Linked DNA regions of Mus musculus: region 2 is linked to region 1. Evidence: chromatin loops called from intact Hi-C (ENCODE). Cell type or tissue: heart. All regions are shown on one strand. Each heading gives the region's core, and the rest is flanking DNA. Links, peaks and the distances in the headings are about the cores only.

Region 1 (8,918 bases), core at 671-8,670:
CCTCTGAAACTGTAAGCCAGCCCCAATGAACAGTTTTCCTTTATAAGAGTTGCTGTGGTCATGGTATCTCTTCACAGCAATGAAACCCTAACTAGGACAATCAGTTATCATTACAATCCATCCATGAGGGGCTAGGGCAAGAGATGAAAGCACGCAGAAGCAACGAGTTATGAAGGCACCTCATTCAAAGTCACACTGGCAATGACTGCACAACACGGTTCCCTTGAGGGCTTTGAAAGTACACCAGCTGTGGTCTGAAGGTGGAAGTGTGGCTCAGGACCCATGCACATTAGTGGACAGCACCTAGCAGTGTAGAGCAAGATGTAGAGTCAGAAGATGAGGATGAGCAGGGTGTAAAGCTCTTTGTGTGCCCACGAAGTGTTCTGCTCCTGGAGGCGGGAACCAGGTTCCACAGAAAAAAGTAAAATGTGATGCAGATGATGACAGTGATAGAGATGATGATGATGAAGAAGATGATAAGGAAACTGAAGAAAAAGCTCCACGGAAGAAATCTATGAGACACTCTCCTAAAAAACTCACTAAACACAAGCCAAAATGGAAAACCTCCAATCTACCTACACCAAGATTAAGAATCCAAAGAATCCTTCAAAAGACAGAAAAGAATTCCCAAACACGAAAAGGACCTGGTTCTGTAGAAGATATTATGGCAAAAATGTAAACAAGTCTAGAAAAGAGGAGGGGGTTCCTTTAAAAAAAACAAACAGTGGAGCCAAGTTCATAAATCGTGTGAAGAATAGCTTCCAATGACCAGCCAGGAGGGTACTGGAGACTTCTGGCAGTGGAGAAGACCTCTATAAGAAAATGGTTTAAGGCGGCTAGAGAGATGGCTCAGCAGTTAAGAGCACTGACTGCTCTTCCAGAGGTCTTGAGTTCAGTTCCCAGCACCTACGTGGTGGCTCACAACTATCTGTAACAGGATCTGATGCCCTCCTTCTGGTGTGTCTGTAGACAGCTACAGTGTACCCTTATAAATAAATTAAAAAAAAAAAAAAGCCGGGTGTGGTGGTGCACAACTTTAATCCCAGCACTCAGGAGGCAGAGGCAGGGAGATTTCTGAATTTGAGGCCAGCCTGGTCTACAGAGTGAGTTCCAGGACAGCCAGAGCTATACAGAGAAACGCTGTCTCGAAAAACCAAAAAAAAAAGTGGTTTAAACAGCTTGAAATATCTCATTTTACTTCACTTCTGCTTTTTGTTGTTTTCACTTCTGTTTTTTGTTGTTTTTTTGTTTGTTTGTTTGTTTTATGAGACAGGGTTTCTCTGTGTAGCCCTGGCTGTCCTGGAACTCACTCTGTAGACCAGGCTGGCCTTGAACTCAGAAATCTGCCTGCCTCTGCCTCCGGACTGCTGGGATTAAAGGCGTGAGCCACCACCGCCCCGCCTTACTTCACTTCTGTAGCAGCTGATATCGAGATGCCTGACCTTTCATAATGCAAAGTAAAAGCTTTCCCTACTGCATTCTACAAATTCTGTCCATGCTCCCATTGCCAAGAATGTGTTATCTAAAATTCCTGTTTGGTTTTCAAGGATGGCACTCCATCCTTTCCTTGGCTGTAAGTATGAGTGGAATGTCATGATAGGATGTAGTCACACTGGTGGGCAGACATGGGGATGGTGGGGAGACAGAAATATACATGTGAAATAAACTCAGTATTTAACGTTTTTAAAAAGTCTAGATAAGACACTGAGCGCTATCAAACTACCTAAACCTGTAATCTGTTGCTGACAGTGCTATAGAAACGCAGGAAAATGCCAGACTGCCGTGCTTCTAGTGTGTCTTAGGTTATGTTTTTGAGGAGTGAAGGACAGAAAAAGGGTCTTGAACATGTTAAGCAAGTTTCTTACTCTATTTAAAACTCAGCAGTTAAGAAAAAATGTTGTATCAACTCACTATTTTAGAATAACCTTTTAAACCTAGTATAGTAAGGTATTTAGCAGTGTCTATTTCTGGAGTATATAAATGTGGACTTTTAAAAAAAATTTATCTTATGTATGTGAGTACACTGTAGCTGTCTTCAGATACACAAAAGGGCAGCATCAGATCCCATTAGAGATGGTTGTGAGTCACCATGTGGTTGCTAGGACTTGAACTCAGGATCTCTGGACGAGCAGTCAGGATCCCTGGGGGGTGCTGTATCTTCAGCACCACCCAATGGTACTTCCACCCAGAGCCTCCTCCTTAGAGAGCCTCCTATCACAACACCAAGACCTCACCCAGGAGCGTCTCCTCCCTGCCTGGACCTGCTAAAAGTATGACTGTCATCTGTCAAGCAGGAAGGCCTTGAAAGACGGAACCAGTGCTGTGGCTCCAACCCAGGCTGGGCAGAGACGGGGCTAACTACAAAGGGCGATTGGTATTAATGGTGGATGAGTCAGCTTAAGAGAGAGGAGGACCAAGGACAGAAACAGCCTCTCCCACAAACCTCACACTCACCTTAACTCTTCCTAACATATGAAGATCACCCTTAAAAATGTACAAGAGAGCTGGGTGGTGGTGGCACACGCCTTTAATCCCAGCACTTGGGAGACAGAGACAGGCGGATTTCTGAGTTCGAGGCCAGCCTGGTCTACAAAGTGAGTTCCAGGACAGCCAGGGCTACACAGAGAAACCCTGTCTCAAAAAAACCAAAAAAACAAACAAACAAAAAGTACAAGAGACAGTCATGGACAAAAACACAATGATTAATGATTGACAGGAGTCTACTAAAAACAGTGGGCAAATGCTCTTGTCCAGGGTTAAGTAGACTGGGACTTTATAGTCACGTGGTAAAGGGATCACTTAGGGAATATACGCACCATATCCGGTCAGTCGGTGGTGGGGGGATGTTGACCGCCAAGGTCCCTCGACACTCTTGCACTTCCACAGTTAGCAGCAGTGGTGTATTAGAGACTTCTTCGATCTTCTTTTTAATGAATTCTGTCTCTGTTGCTTTTTGGAAATATTTTGATTTGGTGATCTTATCAACAAACCTCATAATCTTGCTTGTTCGATGACCTCCAACGTACCTTCAAATACAGAATGCAGAGCCGTGTTAGTGTGGGTGTTGGGGGAGTAGGGTTCCCAGGGATCAAAGTCAGGCTGTCAGGCTTGGCAGCAAATGTTGGTCAAGCCATCTCGCTGGCCCTGAATACCATCCACTGGCATGAACCTTGTGACTCCACATAGCTTTCCCACTGCGACACGACACACACAGCGGTCAGGGCACTCTGTTTGAGGAGGACTGTCCTTGGCTTCCAAGGATTAGATGGCAAGAGTGTTCTCCCTTTTGAGATAATCAAACATGTGCCCACCCCCCCCATCCTTCAACCCCCCCCCCCTCCGTGGGGGCTGAATCCCTTTTGGTTGAGAACTACTTTAGAGAACACACCGGTCAGACAGAACATTCTGACCGGACAGCGGATACCCAGACATCCGGACAGAGTCATCTCACCCAGGAGAAGGCTCCTTTGTGCCACTCTGAGCCTCAGCACGAGTCCTCGTCCTACTGGGAAAGCTCTGTTTCTAGAAAGCACCCAGAGCTAACGCTGTACCCGACAGACAGCAAAGCAACAGTTCAATGCACTATCACACCAACGCCTGGAGCCTCTCAAAGGCCTTGGAACCTTTATAGGTTTAGAACTTAGGGGAAAAGCGACATCAAGTGGATATGCTAGCAAGCCAAGGACAGTAGCACGTGCCTCTGGTCCTGCTCACTATCACAGACACAGGAAGCATGGCAGCTGGCTTCTTCACATCCTCTGAGTTTCAGACATCATGGATAGAGTATCCACAGAAATACATGTGTGTGTGCTGAATCCTGGGGTTGAACCCAGAGCCGTGCACATGCTGGATGAGCATGCTACAACCAACAGCATCTCTAACCCTAAACCATAGTTCTAAGAGGTACCAACTGGGCTGGGCACACATCTGTGCTCTCTTCTCACCTTCTGTACAATTTCGAAGAGAGCAGACTGCTATTCACTTATAAGTTTCTGAATTACCTGGTGCTGTAAACCTTAGGTTTCTTTATTTCCTTTTAAATAATGTAGAGGTCTTTACAGAAAGGCATGAGATATACTCTGACCATTACATTGCCAAAGGAACAGACCCAGAGAGCCCCCAGAGGAAGTTCACGATCCAGAAGAGCAGCTAGGTCATCCACAGTCTCAAAAGTCACAAAAGAAATAACCCAAGCATCTGAGCTCCATAGAGAGCAACAGCGAGCAGATGAGGCTGTGATGTGCAGGGTTCCTTTCTCTCTGGACCACCAGGGGGAGGTGGTATGCAGTCTGCACTCTCTGAAGACCTGGCAGCACTTCTGGAGACAAGCCTTTCCTTCAAAGCCTCTTATATTTACTCACACTGCAAGGCAAAGCCAAAGTCTTCCCTTTAGGGTGTTTTACTCAGTGTGCAGGAAGAAGCTGAGAGGGGAAGGGAAAGACAGGCTGACTCCTGGCTGCTCCCTTGACCACCAGAGCCTCCAGAAGCCCCATCCACTCACCCTTCAGCCCCGGGGAGCGGCTGTTTGTCTCCAGCAGTGGGTTCTGGTGGGTCATCTTCCTCAGAGGAGCCAGCACTGGAGGATTCTTCATCACTGTCAGCCAGACAGTATGCCCTGGGCCTGCAACTGCATAGAAAGGAAGTCACCGGCAGTGCACGAATGTGCAAATGCGCTCGCACACACACAGAGGGTCAAGAAGAAACCTCTGTCATATGTTGTCAATGTCACTAAGAGAATCCAAGAGTTCTTGGATTGGCTGCTTACACAGTAAATTCTAGCACCAAGTCCCCTGACAGGATTGCAGAGGACTTGAGCTCAGAACAGTTTGCTTTTGAGCATGCACCAGAGAGACAGGTGGTAGAGTGGGATGGAGTCACATAAAATGTAGGAGCCAGGTCGCGGTGGTGGTGGTGGGGTAAATGGAAGAATGGACAGTTAGCGGCAGTTATGATGGCAGCTTAATGCTGGTGATGTGACAGCCTTACTAAGGATGAGGGGTGCAGGCAAGTCTCTTGTCTATGGCTTAATCGCCCCTCAGATTAGTTTTGACTGAACTGGTAAGATTAGATACATTACACCATGTCTGCTCCATCTCCTGGGGATGGGGTCACAGAGAAAGCCCAAAGCCACAAGATGCCAAGTCTCAAGGGACTCAAAAAAAAAAAAAAAACAAAAAAAAAAAAACACCTGACATAGATCTTAGGTACTTTTAGAGGCCAGGCTTTCTAGCCCCTTTATAGATCACTGCTCTTCATTAAACTCTTTAGGGTTCCAGAGGGTCCCCAGCAGAGCTGTGGGATCAAGGTTTCCTTCTGAGGTGCGAGGTGCACCGGAGGCTTCCTGACCTAGCAAAGGTGTCTGCCTGCTTACGAGATTACTACCCGGGCCCCATCTCTATAGCTCAGGGACTTAGCTAGGCATGCCAGGGACAAAGGACAGAGCTGCCTCTGAACACTATTGAGCAACAAAATGATCACTAAACACAGCCTTGTACTGCTGACCAGGGCAAAGTACTCAGAAAAGACCGTGCAGCTTAGGCCCAGCCTCCCTGTTGCCACTGCCCTCAGGTTCTCAACACCTCCTTAAGCCACTAGAAATCCACTGGGGTAACTGTCTCCTGATTAATGGGGGTCAAGGGCAGAGCACACAGCCGATGCATGAGAGGGCCAGGCTGAGCCTCTCACCCTGAAACCAGAGCAGGCTGTAAGAAGATCCCACTGATGTCCTCCCAGGCAGGACACAGAAATCCGGCTCACCCCGACTCTGAAATGGAGCCAGAGCTGCACCCACATGCTGGACTTCAATGTTGAAGGGGATGTCCCTTTGAGAAGCCCCTCCTCATCTGAAATATCTGCTTCCTGTTCCCCCAACAGGCCAGGTTAGTTTAGAATGCTTCTGTGATGTGCCCTTTATGTTCAGAACTGCCTAGGAGAGCCTGTGGGAAGGCCACCCTCACAGATCTCTTGGGTTTCAAATCTATACAGAAAATTCAATTCTCAAAAAAACTCTGAACTGGGTTTTTAAGATAAGGAGAATCAGAAATGTAAACTGTCAGAGATTACACAACCGACCCATATCTGCACCAAACAGCTGTGTTGCCAGCCTTCAAGCCTCATGCGGCCAGGTGTGGAAGCTGGCTTAACACACAGCCTAGCACGGGGCAGGCCCTCATCCATACACAGCACAAAGCGTCTGAGATCACAGTGAGATCTGCTGAGCCGTGGACCCTCATGTCCCCACCAGTGAGCTGAGCTCTGCACTGAGCTCTGAGGGCCCGGAATGAATGAATCCTCTGCAGGACAGAGGCCAAGCTGCACTCCGCAGCCTCAAGAGAGTGATTCGGATACTGTTGCCTAGGCTACCAGATGATGTGGAGTCCGATCTTGACTAAATGCATTTCTATCATCCAAAATAGGAGTCGTGTTTCGTGGAACCTAGGACCACTGTGTGACTAATGTTTGGCTCAGACACAGTTTTTACAACTAAATGTGCATGTTATGCCCTCGACCTTATGACGTCAACAAGAACTTTAGGGACACAGTATACGTGCTCAGAACAAATGTGTAGGAGGTGAGTACTGGCTCTAAACACAACTCAGTGTTCTATCCTCTCAGAGAGCCACTAAACAGGCTCATTCCAGTTACGCGGCCTCTGGTAAAAACCACTTGAGAAATGTGCCTAGAGTCAGACACAAGAGAAAGTAAATTATTTTATCATGGTCTGTCTTGGGCTTTTTAAAAATTTCTTTCTTGAGATGAGGTCTCACTTTGTAGTCCAGGCTGGCCTGGAACTCACTATGTAGCCTATGCTGGCTTCAGACTCCGGCTAAGTCTCATCCTCAGGGTCTCAAGAGTTGGGATTGCCAGCATGAACTACCATGCCTGGCTCAAATGTTTTATTTCTTGTTCAAATAATCATTATCACTTCTGGCAACTTCCAGCAGTCAGTCAGCCTATCTGTGTGTCTGGCTCTCTCTTTTTGCCTGGACACAGGTCTGTGTTATATGCATGTGCAGTGCCTACTGAGGCCAGAAGACAACAGAGGGCCTTGGAACTGGAGTTACAAATGGTTGTGAGCTTCTGTGTGGGTGCTGGGATTTGAACTCTAGTCCTTTGGAAGAATGGTTGAGCTAGCTCTCCAGCCCCATTCCAGCAGTTTCTTAGACTACCAGTAAAGCAGGCTGACTGCTATCGCTTTGGAGTAGTTAAAAGAATGACACAGATGCCAGAGGCTACTGTAAAAAGCCTTTCAGTGAGGAGTAAATAAACATACTCAACAGCCCTGGGTGGGGCCCTCACTCGCCGCAGAAGGCATTCACTTTCTTTTACTAAAAAGAAACCAGAGTCGGGTGAGGTGGCGCACGTCTTTAATCACAGCACTCCGGAGGCAGAGGCAGGCGGATTTCTGAGTTCGAGGCCAGCCTGGTCTACAAAGTGAGCTCCAGGACAGCCAGGGCTATACAGAGAAACCCTGTCTCGAAACAACAACAACAAAAAAACCAAACAAAAACAAAAAAAGAAACCAGCCTCATGTATTCTTAGCTGCATATGCATTTAGACACACACAACCAGGACAAGACCTAGTCATGGTATACATGGTATACTTGGCTCCTGGGAAGATCAGAAGCCTAGGTAAGGGGGAGAAAACTACACACTGGCCCAAGCTGCACTGAGTACATTGCAGAACCACCCCACTATCCATTTAAAGGATCGGTCATGTAGGATGCATTCCTTCTGACTTATTTAAAGGCCTTTTGATGTGTTTATAAAAAGATAGAGAAGTATAAGATATGTTCTATGGGAGTGTGGCGAGGTATGGGGGAAAGAGGTGTCTCAGCGGGCCCATGCAGAGGCATCTCTTCCCCCTGAGGGACGAGCTAGTATAGACTAGAGTTTATTTAGGGCATGGGGAGGGGAGTTAAGAGGATAGTAGAGGCAGAGAAAGGCAGAGCGAGGGAGAGAGTAGAGAAGTAGAGGTTGGCCATGACCACGTGTGTGTGTGTGTGGGGGGGGGCAGTGGGGAGAGAAGGGAAGCAAGAGGGAGAGGCAAGAGAGAGGAGGGGGCAAGCAGCCCCTTTTCTAGTGGGTCAGGCACACCTGGCTGTTGCCAGGTAACTGTGGGATGGAGTATAGACAGAATGCTAACACCCTTTACAGGTTTCCCCCTAAAATGTAGACTCCTCCTTCCCTTCCACTCCCACAGTGCTGGGGATGGAGCCTAGGCTCTCACACATGCTTAGCTCTCCGCCTGAGCTACACTCCCGGTCCTTGAAATCCATTTTGACTGCCTTACTGCCCCAAAGTGGTTTAACTAGTGGGTGACCAGAAGACATGCTGTTTGTGGAAGTACAAGCTTGAAAGACAAATGCCCATAAATGACTTTCAGAAGGAGCCAAGTTCGGCCTAAAGCAACCTAGATTTCAATTTCTCCGTCTTGTCTCTGGGTACTATAAGCAAACTTCCCACTAGAAGAGAAAACTTCTAGAAGTTCCCCGAGAGCACAGTCATTTGAGTGGGCACTGAACGAAACAGTGAGGCCACCACGGCCCTGCCAAAGCTGGGCCCTGGGGCAAACCCGTGTGTGGTGTGAGGCCTGGAGAGGAGAGGTGGCAGTGGCTAGAGAGGGGGCCTGGAGGAGAGGCTGCTACGGGTCTCTGCAAAGTCCGCACCAGGGTGTTCAGTATTAACAAAGACATTGGTGTTTAGTAACAGCTACCACATGGCTGCCTTCTGTCCATCCTCTCCTTAGCCTCAAGGCAGCCACACATGTTCATGGCTGAGGAACGGAGGAAACAGATTTTAGAAGTGCTTCTGGAACTAGGTTCTGGAATCTTGCATGGGTTTTCAGGGAACTTCAATGCTTCGGAACTCTGAGCCAAACTGTGGTCTGGAGTCCTCAGCTTTTTCCTCACTAAAGA
Region 2 (8,918 bases), core at 919-8,918, 260 kb after region 1:
CCCCCTCCCCCAAAAGAAGTTCCCAATAGAGGACACAGGGTCACTACTAAAACATTTTCAGGAAGAAATCAGTGCTGGGGAGATGGCTCTGGGGCTAAGAGCACTTACCTACCTCACTTGTGTGAGGATTTGAGTTTGAATCCTGATCTCTTATGCAAAAAGCTGTGCTTGGGCCTGTGAGATGCAGAGATGCAGAGACTTCTGGGGCTCACTGGCATCCAGCCTAGCTTCAGGTTTAGTGAAAGACCCTATCTCAGGAGAATAAGGTAGGAAGTGATAGGACGGGAAATGTAATGGCCTCCTATGGCCTTCATGACCCCCCATATACACCACACACACACACACACACACACACACACACACAGAATAAATTGTTATTAAACTGGAAAAGACCAGTTAATACTTGCTTCTTTCAGGTTGCCCATCTAGAAATGGGGATTTTAAATAAAACTAATCTATTATATTTACTTCTTGTGTATGGGCCAGCATATGCCATGGTATGTGCAGGAAGTCAGGACAAGCTGGAGGAGACAGCTCTCTCCTTCCTCCGTGTGGAGCCCTGGCATAGAACTGATGTCATCAAGCTTGGTGGCCAGTGCTGTTGGCCCCTAAGCCAACACACCCGAGAAGGGCGTTCTTTTTAAGAGTTTCTATGAACTCATGGCTGTAGCTTACTGAGTTATTGTCTCTCTTCAATTTCAGAAGGTGGTACGGATGGAAAAGCTGATTACATCTACTCTGAACTCACCCACTGAAGTGTGAAGAAACTGACTGTATCCCAGTGTAAAGACTTTCCAGTAAGCTGTGTATGAGAAAATAGGAAACTCACCTGGCACTTAAGAGTTCCATTCTAGGCTGAGGCAGGAGGATCCTGAGTTTGAGGCCAGCTGGGACTACATAGCAAGACCTTGTCTTAAAACACAAAATCAAAAAAAGATTTAACCTGGTCACCTATAGTGAGTGTATTTTACACATCTGGACACTATTTCTTTGGCTAATTTGGGCACTAATCTTGTTATCCAAGTAGCCAGGCTTGATAAGAGTTAAAACATACTTAGGTTTTGTGGCCTTCCACCTTCTCCCTTCCCAACACAATTATCTTGGGGCCGAGGAGGTGGTTCAGCAGTTAAGAGCAGACACTAGGGCTGGTGAGATGGCTCTGTGGGTAAGAGCACGGACTGTTCTTCCATCAAGGTCCTGAGTTCAAATCCCAGCAACCACATGGTGGCTCACAACCAACCATAATAAGATCTGATGCCCTCTTCTGGCGCATCTGAAGACAGCTACAGTGTATTTATGTATAATAATAAATAAATCTAAAAAAAAAAAAAAAAAAAAGAGCAGACACTACTCTTCCAAAGGATGGGAGTTTGAGTCCAGAGTCTACATCCCACAACTCAAGCTGCCAATAACATTGTTTCCAAAGGATCCATCGCCCTCTTCTGGCATCTGCAGGCACTACACTCATGTGCACAGACACACCTAAACACATAATTAAATAAATTGGAGTTGGAGAGATTTTCTTTTTCTTTTTTAAGACATGGTTTCTCTGTGTAACCCTGGCTGTCCTGGAACTCACTCTGTAAACCAGACTGGCCTCAAACTCAGAGATCTGCCTGCCGCTGTCACCCGAGTGCTGGGAAGAAAGGTGCATACCACTATGCCTGGCTAGTTTTGTGTTCTTAATAAACCATGTCTTTAGTTAGGGTTTTACTGCTGTGAACAGACACCATGACCAAGGCAACTCTCATAAAGGGCAACATTTAACTGGGTCTGGCTTTCAGGTTCAGAGGTTCAGTCCAGTATCATCAAGGCAAGAGCATGGCAGTGTCCAGGCAGGTATCTTAAAGCCCACACCCACAGTGACACACGTACTCCAAGGCCACACCTCCAAATAGTGAAACTCCGTGGGGCCATATTCAAACCACTACAGACCATATCAAAAGGACAATAAAAAATGAATCAAATATCTACTTTATAAATACAAAAGTCCAAAACTGTATTAATGTAAGCGAATGAACTCAACAGAGAATATTTATTAGAGAATATGAAGACCTACACATTGCTAGCTGACGCTAGGTACTTGACCAGGAAGTCTCTCAGCTTGGATATGTGCATCATTTCCTTCATCGTGGTGTCTCTGCTCCGCAGCTGGATTAGCCCATTTTCCAGCGTAGTCTCAGTGACCAGAACTGAGAAGAGGACACTCATCTCATCGTACCTGAGAGAACGGTTCAATGAAACGCATGAGCGCCTGGGCAGACATCAGCTCCTCATCTCATGGACACCCCTGAGCCTGAGCTGCTCTCAGCTCAGTCAGGTGGTCCTTTACGAAGGGCCGAATCATGCCCTACCCCCACTCCCACTTCTAAAGCATACTCAAAGGGAAGGTTTGAGCTTACTGTGTTGGCACCTAAAGGGGTACTATAGATGGCACCTGAAGGGGTACTATAAATGAATTCCTCAATGACCTCAGTGTTTTGAATTCAACTTTAATGATAGCAAACTATTTGCAGACAAAACTCTCTTAGAATAAACCATATTAAAAAAACATAAGGATTTGGAATACAACAGATCACAACAAATCCATACTCCATTTATGACTTAACATGTTACTTGCTGTTTCTAATTCGTTAATCATTGAATGAAACACTAGCCTTCCCGCTTTCCAAAATCTACTAAAGATGAATTTTTAAACATTTTACTGCCGGGCAGTGGTGGCACGTGCTTTTAATCCCAGCACTTGGGAGGCAGAGGCAGGCGGATTTCTGAGTTCGAGGCCAGCCTGGTCTACAGAGTGAGTTCCAGGACAGCCAGGGCTACACAGAGAAACCCTGAATCAAAAAAACCAAAACCAACCAACCAAAAAACCAAAACCATCTTACTGATTTTCACTTTACGCACATGAGTGTTTTACTTGTATGTATATCTGCATGGGCCTGGTGCCTACGGAGGCCACAAGAGGGAATTGGATGCCCTGAAACTGGAGTTAATGAACAGTTGTGAGCTGCCACATGAGTGCTGGTCACCAAATCTGTGTTCTCTGGTAGAGCAGCCAGTGCTCTTAACTACTGAGCCTTCTTTCTGGCCCCAAACATTCAGTTTTTAAAAACTAGGCATGTGGATTATATGTCTATGATCCCAACACTCAGGAAGGGGAGGCAGGACAATCGAAGTTCAAGGTAATAATACTCAACTACATACTGAGTTCAAGGCCAGCCCAGGGCAAGGCTGAGATGCTATAGAGGACGTACGTTGCATACAGATAAGTACTAGGGAACCAGGAATGGTTAAAACATGAATACTCCTCTCTTCAAAGGAAGGACATGTTTACCTGTCTTCCATCTGAAATGCGAAAAGGGTGCAGGTTACAGTCTGGTGATGTTTTGTAATCTGTAGGGCCAGGCATCACCTGAATACCCCGGAATATTACTTTTGTTTATTCCAGGCTACCCCCAAAATCTTAAGCATTGCTTCTCACTCCATAAAATCCACCTCTGAGATGTCACTTCACAGCTAAGTGACTTCTAAATTCTCTTAGGGCTGGGCCAACCCTGACTCCCTCAGACCTTCTCCTAGAGCCTTATCTAGGGCATTGTTTCTAAGTCAGCAGAACCCATCTCTATGGGAGAAGCATATGGACTTTGTACAGAGTTACACTGTAAATACTTTTTTTTTTTAGAGTTATTTATTATTATATCTAGGTACATTGTAGCTGTCTTCAGACACACCAGAAGAGGGCATCAGATCTCATTGCAGATGGTTGTGAACCACCATGTGGTTGCTGGGATTTGAACTCAGGACCTTTGGAAGGACAGTCGGCGATCTTAACTGCTGAGCCATCTCACCAGCCCCCCCATGTAAATGCTTCTTAAGCCTTGTTTTACACTAGGGACTGAGTTAACTGTCTTCAGGAAACTTTTCCAAAATTGTACAGCGCGTAAATATGACTAAATGAAAGCACCTGGTGTGAGACTCCGGAAGTCTGACCTAGCACTGGCTGAGTTGGGCTGAACCGAGTTCCACTCCCGTCTCTCCCAGGATTATATTGCTGCAGGTTGCAGAGTTTGCAGGGATCCCCACAGATGCAGTCTCAAAAAACAAAAACAAAACAAAACAAAAAACCACAAAAACCCTGTAACTCCAGTTCCTGGGGATCTGGTGCCCTCTTCTGTCCTCTGTGAGCACTGCACACACATGGTGCACAGATATGCATCCAGGCAAAATACTCATGTACTAAATTAAAAAAAAGTAACAACAACAACAACAACAACAACAAAAGGATTCTGGACTGCAAATATGTGTCATGGCACACCCACAGAGAGAAAGAAACCTAGAGAAAAATTTAAATGACACTCCCTCCCAACAAACAAGACTTTAGAGCACACAGAAACTAGGAAGTTCAAGTTCCCCTCCTTCGTTTTATATCTGAACAAACACCAGTTCTTCCATTCCCATTTTGCCCTTGCTAGAGTCTATAAAACCCAGGCCTTGTGCTCACCCCGCCCCGAGCTATCTAAGCCACACACCGGGGTCTGTTGCTCCTGCTGAGAGCTGTTTCCCTGCAGATAGTATCTGGAAGGTATATTTTAGTTATGCATTGCTTTTTAGATACAGGATCTCATTATGTAACTCAAGTTGGCCTGATCCTTGTCATCCTCCTGCCTCAGCCTACAGAGTGCTGAGATGGAAGGTATGAGTTACCACGCCGACAAAGTAGAAGAACAAAACACAAAATTTCCTAATCTTAGATATACATTCAACACAAAAAGCTAATTTTTAAAAATCAAGATAAGCATAAAAGGATAAATTATTTTTATTAAAAAAAAGAAATAAAATTGCAAATTGGCAATACTAGAGAGAATTTAACTATAAGATATTTTAAAAATCCTGACAAAATATTAGTGACTTTGATCTGGGTGGTGGTGGGAAGGCAGAGCAGTGTTGAGATCTATACAGAAGCTAGGTGTATGTGCGATCACACCTATAACCTCAGCACTCCAGATGAGGAAAGGGCTGTCCATGATTCTGAGGCCAGCACGAGAGACAGAAGATTTAGGGTCAGTCTGGGTTACAGTTTGAGACTCTGTATTGAGAGATCTTGAGAATAGGTGAGATGTTGTGTGCACAGACAGACAGACAGACAGACAGAGGTTGAGACTGAGGAGTTAAGCTCTCACCATGTGGTGGTGGACTGGATTGGGGGAAGCAATGAAGATGTCTTAGACTGAATATCCCTTATCTGAAATGCTTAGACCAGATGTGTTTTAGAGTTAAACAAACAAAAACAAAACACACTGAATATTTAATTATATAATTAATTCTCCTGGGGCTAGGACCAACGTCTGAATATGAAATTTACTCCTGTTTCATATAAGATGTACCTTATACATACAGCTTAAAGGTAATTTTAGACAGCGTCTTTGTTTTGACTATAGTCTGTCATAGGTCAGGTCATATGGAAATTTTCGTTTATAAAAATGTTAGTGCTCAGAAGTGTCAGATGTTGGATTTTTCAGTGAGAGATGATTACCTCGTCATAAAAAAGCCAGGAAAGGCCTTCCATTCATGTTACTTCGGTTCTGATTCTATACACCTAACTTTCATCCCTGAAACTGGAGAAGCTGAGGTGAACATAGAAATACTTGACAGGGGCTGGTGAGATGGCTCAATGGGTAAGAGCACCCGACTGTTCTTCCGAAGGTCCAGAGTTCAAATCCCAGCAACCACATGGTGGCTCACAACCATCCCTAACGAGATCTGACTCCCTCTTCTGGAGTGTCTGAGGACAGCTACGGTGTACTTACATATAATAAATAAATAAATTAAAAAAAAAAAAAAAGAAATACTTGACAGTACTCTTCTTTCCTATGGCAATCAGCTCAAGGCACAAGGTCTTATAAAAGGAAGAGCTAGGAGCATTTTGTAAAAAGATTGACTTCTTTCTATTTTACGTTTGCTTGCCTGTATGTACACCATCTGTGTGCCTGGTACCCACAGAAGCCAGGAGCCTACAGTTACAGAAGTCTGTGAGCCTCCGTGTGGGTGCTGAGAACCGACTTCTGGCCCTCTACAACAGCAGACACTGTTCTCCAATGCCGAGGTGTTGCTCACTAATCATTTGCTATTTTTAAGGATTTATGTTTTGTGTGTGTGTGTGTGTGTGTGTGCAGTGCCTGTGGAGGACAGAGGAGGTTGCTGAATCCCTGAGCGGCTGCAGCTCTGAGCCACCTAACTTGGAGGCTGGGAACCAGACTTAGACTCTGGAAGAACAGTAAGCACTCAACCACTAAGCCTCCCTCCAGCCCCATTTTGCAGATTACATTTAGAAGAGATTGTTTCTATCTGTAGAATGAAACATATAATCAAAACTAAACAATGAGAAGAAAGGGAATTCTTACTTTGAATGGAGTTGCTCTAATGAGGAATGGACAGTTTCCGAATAGCCAGGCCACACAGAAATCCCATTTTCTAGTAACTCATTAAGTAGCCCTTGACAAACCTGGAGGAAAACAAAAGAGACTTCAAATACTAAAGAAAAGGGCTTGTGAAACTGTAAGCCACGTGTAAACTGGTTATAATGTTCCTGGTTATATAGTGTTAGAGTTTACACACTGAACACTTTAGAAACTGCATATTGCCTCTAAAAGTAAAGAAATTAAGCGGGCGGGAATGAGCAGGGCTAGAGGGGGGAAAAAAGAAATTAAGCAATGCCAACCGAGTATTGACTGCAGATCTACCAAGAAATAGTTTGATACCAACAAAGAATTATCACCATTATCGTCCAGAACACAAAACAGAAAACAAAAACCCTATGGTTGGAAGCAGCCATGTTAGCTGTAAGGCATGGGAAGGTGGGAACTGTGGGAATTGTGCCCTGGGGATTTTATTTCCACATCAGGAGAAAGAAGAACAGCCTGGGAAACCCCAGCAGGGCACTGCAAAAGTCAGCTACACAAACTGCTTCCGGACCACTGCTTAGCAACTGGTGGCAAGATGGCTCAGAGGGGAAAGTTCCTGCCAAGCCGAGGACCCACAGGATGGAAGAAGGGATCAATGCCTAAGCCTAAGCTGTCTTCTGACCTCCAAACCGCCCGTGCGCACACACAGTTGTAAGAAGTCGTGGCAACTCACCTGTCGGAGTTCTACCGTTGGGCCTTTCCCCACATCCAAAGCGACCTTAATAGGGGCTAAACAAGGGTGAAGTTTAAGCACCTGAAGCAATTAAGGGACAAGAGGAAAAAGGGAAGCACTGTTAATGTGTAAGAATAAAAAAAACAAAACAAAACCAAAAACCCCCACATAACTTTGTTTTTTCGAGACTGTGTGAAATCGCAAAAGCACCTTTCTCTGGAGGCTCTTCTTCCTGGCAAAGGAGTTCTCTGCCAGCTGGAAGGAATCGTAGAGGTAAGCCAGCGTGCCCAGGTCTACGTCCCCACTTACAGACAGAACGCAAGGAACCACGTTTTTCCGCCCATCTCGACCCTTCATAGAAGAAAACAAAATAAAAGTACCATTAGCAGAACCTTCTATTTTCTGTGCGCGCGCGTGGATCTTGTGTTTGTCTCACCGTGTAGCTCTGTCTGTCCTTGAACTCAAGAGATCAACCTACCTGTACCTCTCAAGTGCCGGGATTCAAAGCTTGTGCCACTCTGACTGGCAAGCAGAACTTTTTCTTAAAGTCATATATTTTAGACTTATGCAATCAGAATGAATCACAGATTCACTTTATAAAGCGCCTACTCCATGACAGGACACTGCTGAGCCCCGGGCCCCAAAAATAACACTTTCTTTTTAAAAATGTCAACCCTCGCAGCTCCAGTCACCGGGAGTGGACCTAGGTCTCGGAACCTTTTCAATGCTGTTTGGAAAGGCAACATCTAGGGGTTTGTTGTTGTTTTCTTTTGTTGAGAGAGGATTTCTGTATAGCTCTAGCTGTCCTGGAACTTGCTCTGTGGACCAGGCTGGCCTCCAACTACGAGATCCACTTGGCTCTGCCTCCTGAGAGCTAGGATCAATGGCGTGTGCCACCACTGCACAGCTGGAAAGGGAACACTTGTTTAAATAGTTCCTTCACTATTATTAAGCGTGTGTGATAATGGGGAGGGGGGGGTCACAAGTACATCTGATGTCACAGGACCTACGTGGGTTCATAGTTGCTAGTTTCACTACTTGGGCTACAGGAACTGAACTCAGCTGTTAAGATCCATAGTAAGTGCTTTTACCAGCCAAGTCATGTCAAAAACCCAATTTTATTTTTTAAGCCAGTCTCACCTTGAAATCTCCTGTCTCAACCTCAGGTGCTCTGGGGTTCAAGGCATGTCCTACTTACTTGACTGGCTCCTGAATTTATGTTCACTAAGACTTGGGTTTCATCCTGAGATATAAATGGAAATACACTGCACAGGGCTGGAGAGATGGATCAGGGGTCAAGAGAATTTGTTCTTGCAGAGGACCGGGGTTCTAGTCTGAGCACTCACATGGCGGGGTATATGTGTAACTCCAGTTCCAGGGGATCTGATGGCCTCTTGGGCACTACATGCGTATGGGCCACGGAGATATAAGCAGGTCAAACACCCACACACAGAATAAAATACATTAAAAAAAAAAATAAATGGATATACACCGGCGAAACCTAAAAGACACCGTTTTAACCAAGTGATGTAAGATACCACACTAACACCTGGTGGTGTTTCCTAATGTGTCCAGAGAAGGGCACACCAGCTCTGTCATAGTCCTGGCAGGGCACAAATACAACAGTCAGGAAAAGTTCAGAAAGAACTGCTCAAAGGCTCACTCTACAATGCAACTAACTTCTTCCAAAGTGCCAGGAACATAAGACTAGGGAAGATGAAAGGAACTTTTCATCTGGAGAAGAGAGACGGGACAGCTCCATGCAAACGGCGCTCTGGGCTGGA

What was found. Peaks named below come from ENCODE experiments on the same cell type or tissue, not always from the same donor. Only the 100,000 strongest peaks of a DNase experiment are listed, where the experiment ranks them.
Region 2: a loop joins it to region 1, with 2.0 times the contacts of the local background. A loop is called at or near these places in 5 of 42 quality-filtered maps.

The regions. Positions count from the first base shown.
Region 1 is chr11:106,509,086-106,518,003 of GRCm38, forward strand. It overlaps Tex2 (testis expressed gene 2), which reads right to left. Exons shown (of 12, transcript NM_198292.3): 9 at 4,502-4,627; 10 at 2,817-3,026. It also overlaps the pseudogene Gm17925. Among named protein-coding and RNA genes, the nearest start is that of Gm22711, 12 kb to the left of the region's middle. In heart, for the core only: a CTCF peak has its summit at 4,276 (motif pointing right); no DNase peak of the experiment used is centred there; H3K27ac peaks cover 1,934 bases.
Region 2 is chr11:106,766,251-106,775,168 of GRCm38, forward strand. It overlaps Milr1 (mast cell immunoglobulin like receptor 1), which reads left to right. Exons shown (of 7, transcript NM_001033435.3): 7 at 703-1,515. The coding sequence ends at 755. Polg2 (polymerase (DNA directed), gamma 2, accessory subunit) reads right to left here. Exons shown (of 8, transcript NM_015810.2): 5 at 7,345-7,485; 6 at 7,135-7,215; 7 at 6,402-6,502; 8 at 1,954-2,221. The coding sequence ends at 2,056. Among named protein-coding and RNA genes, the nearest start is that of Polg2, 8.8 kb to the right of the region's middle. In heart, for the core only: CTCF peaks have their summits at 1,452 (motif pointing left) and 4,183 (motif pointing left); no DNase peak of the experiment used is centred there.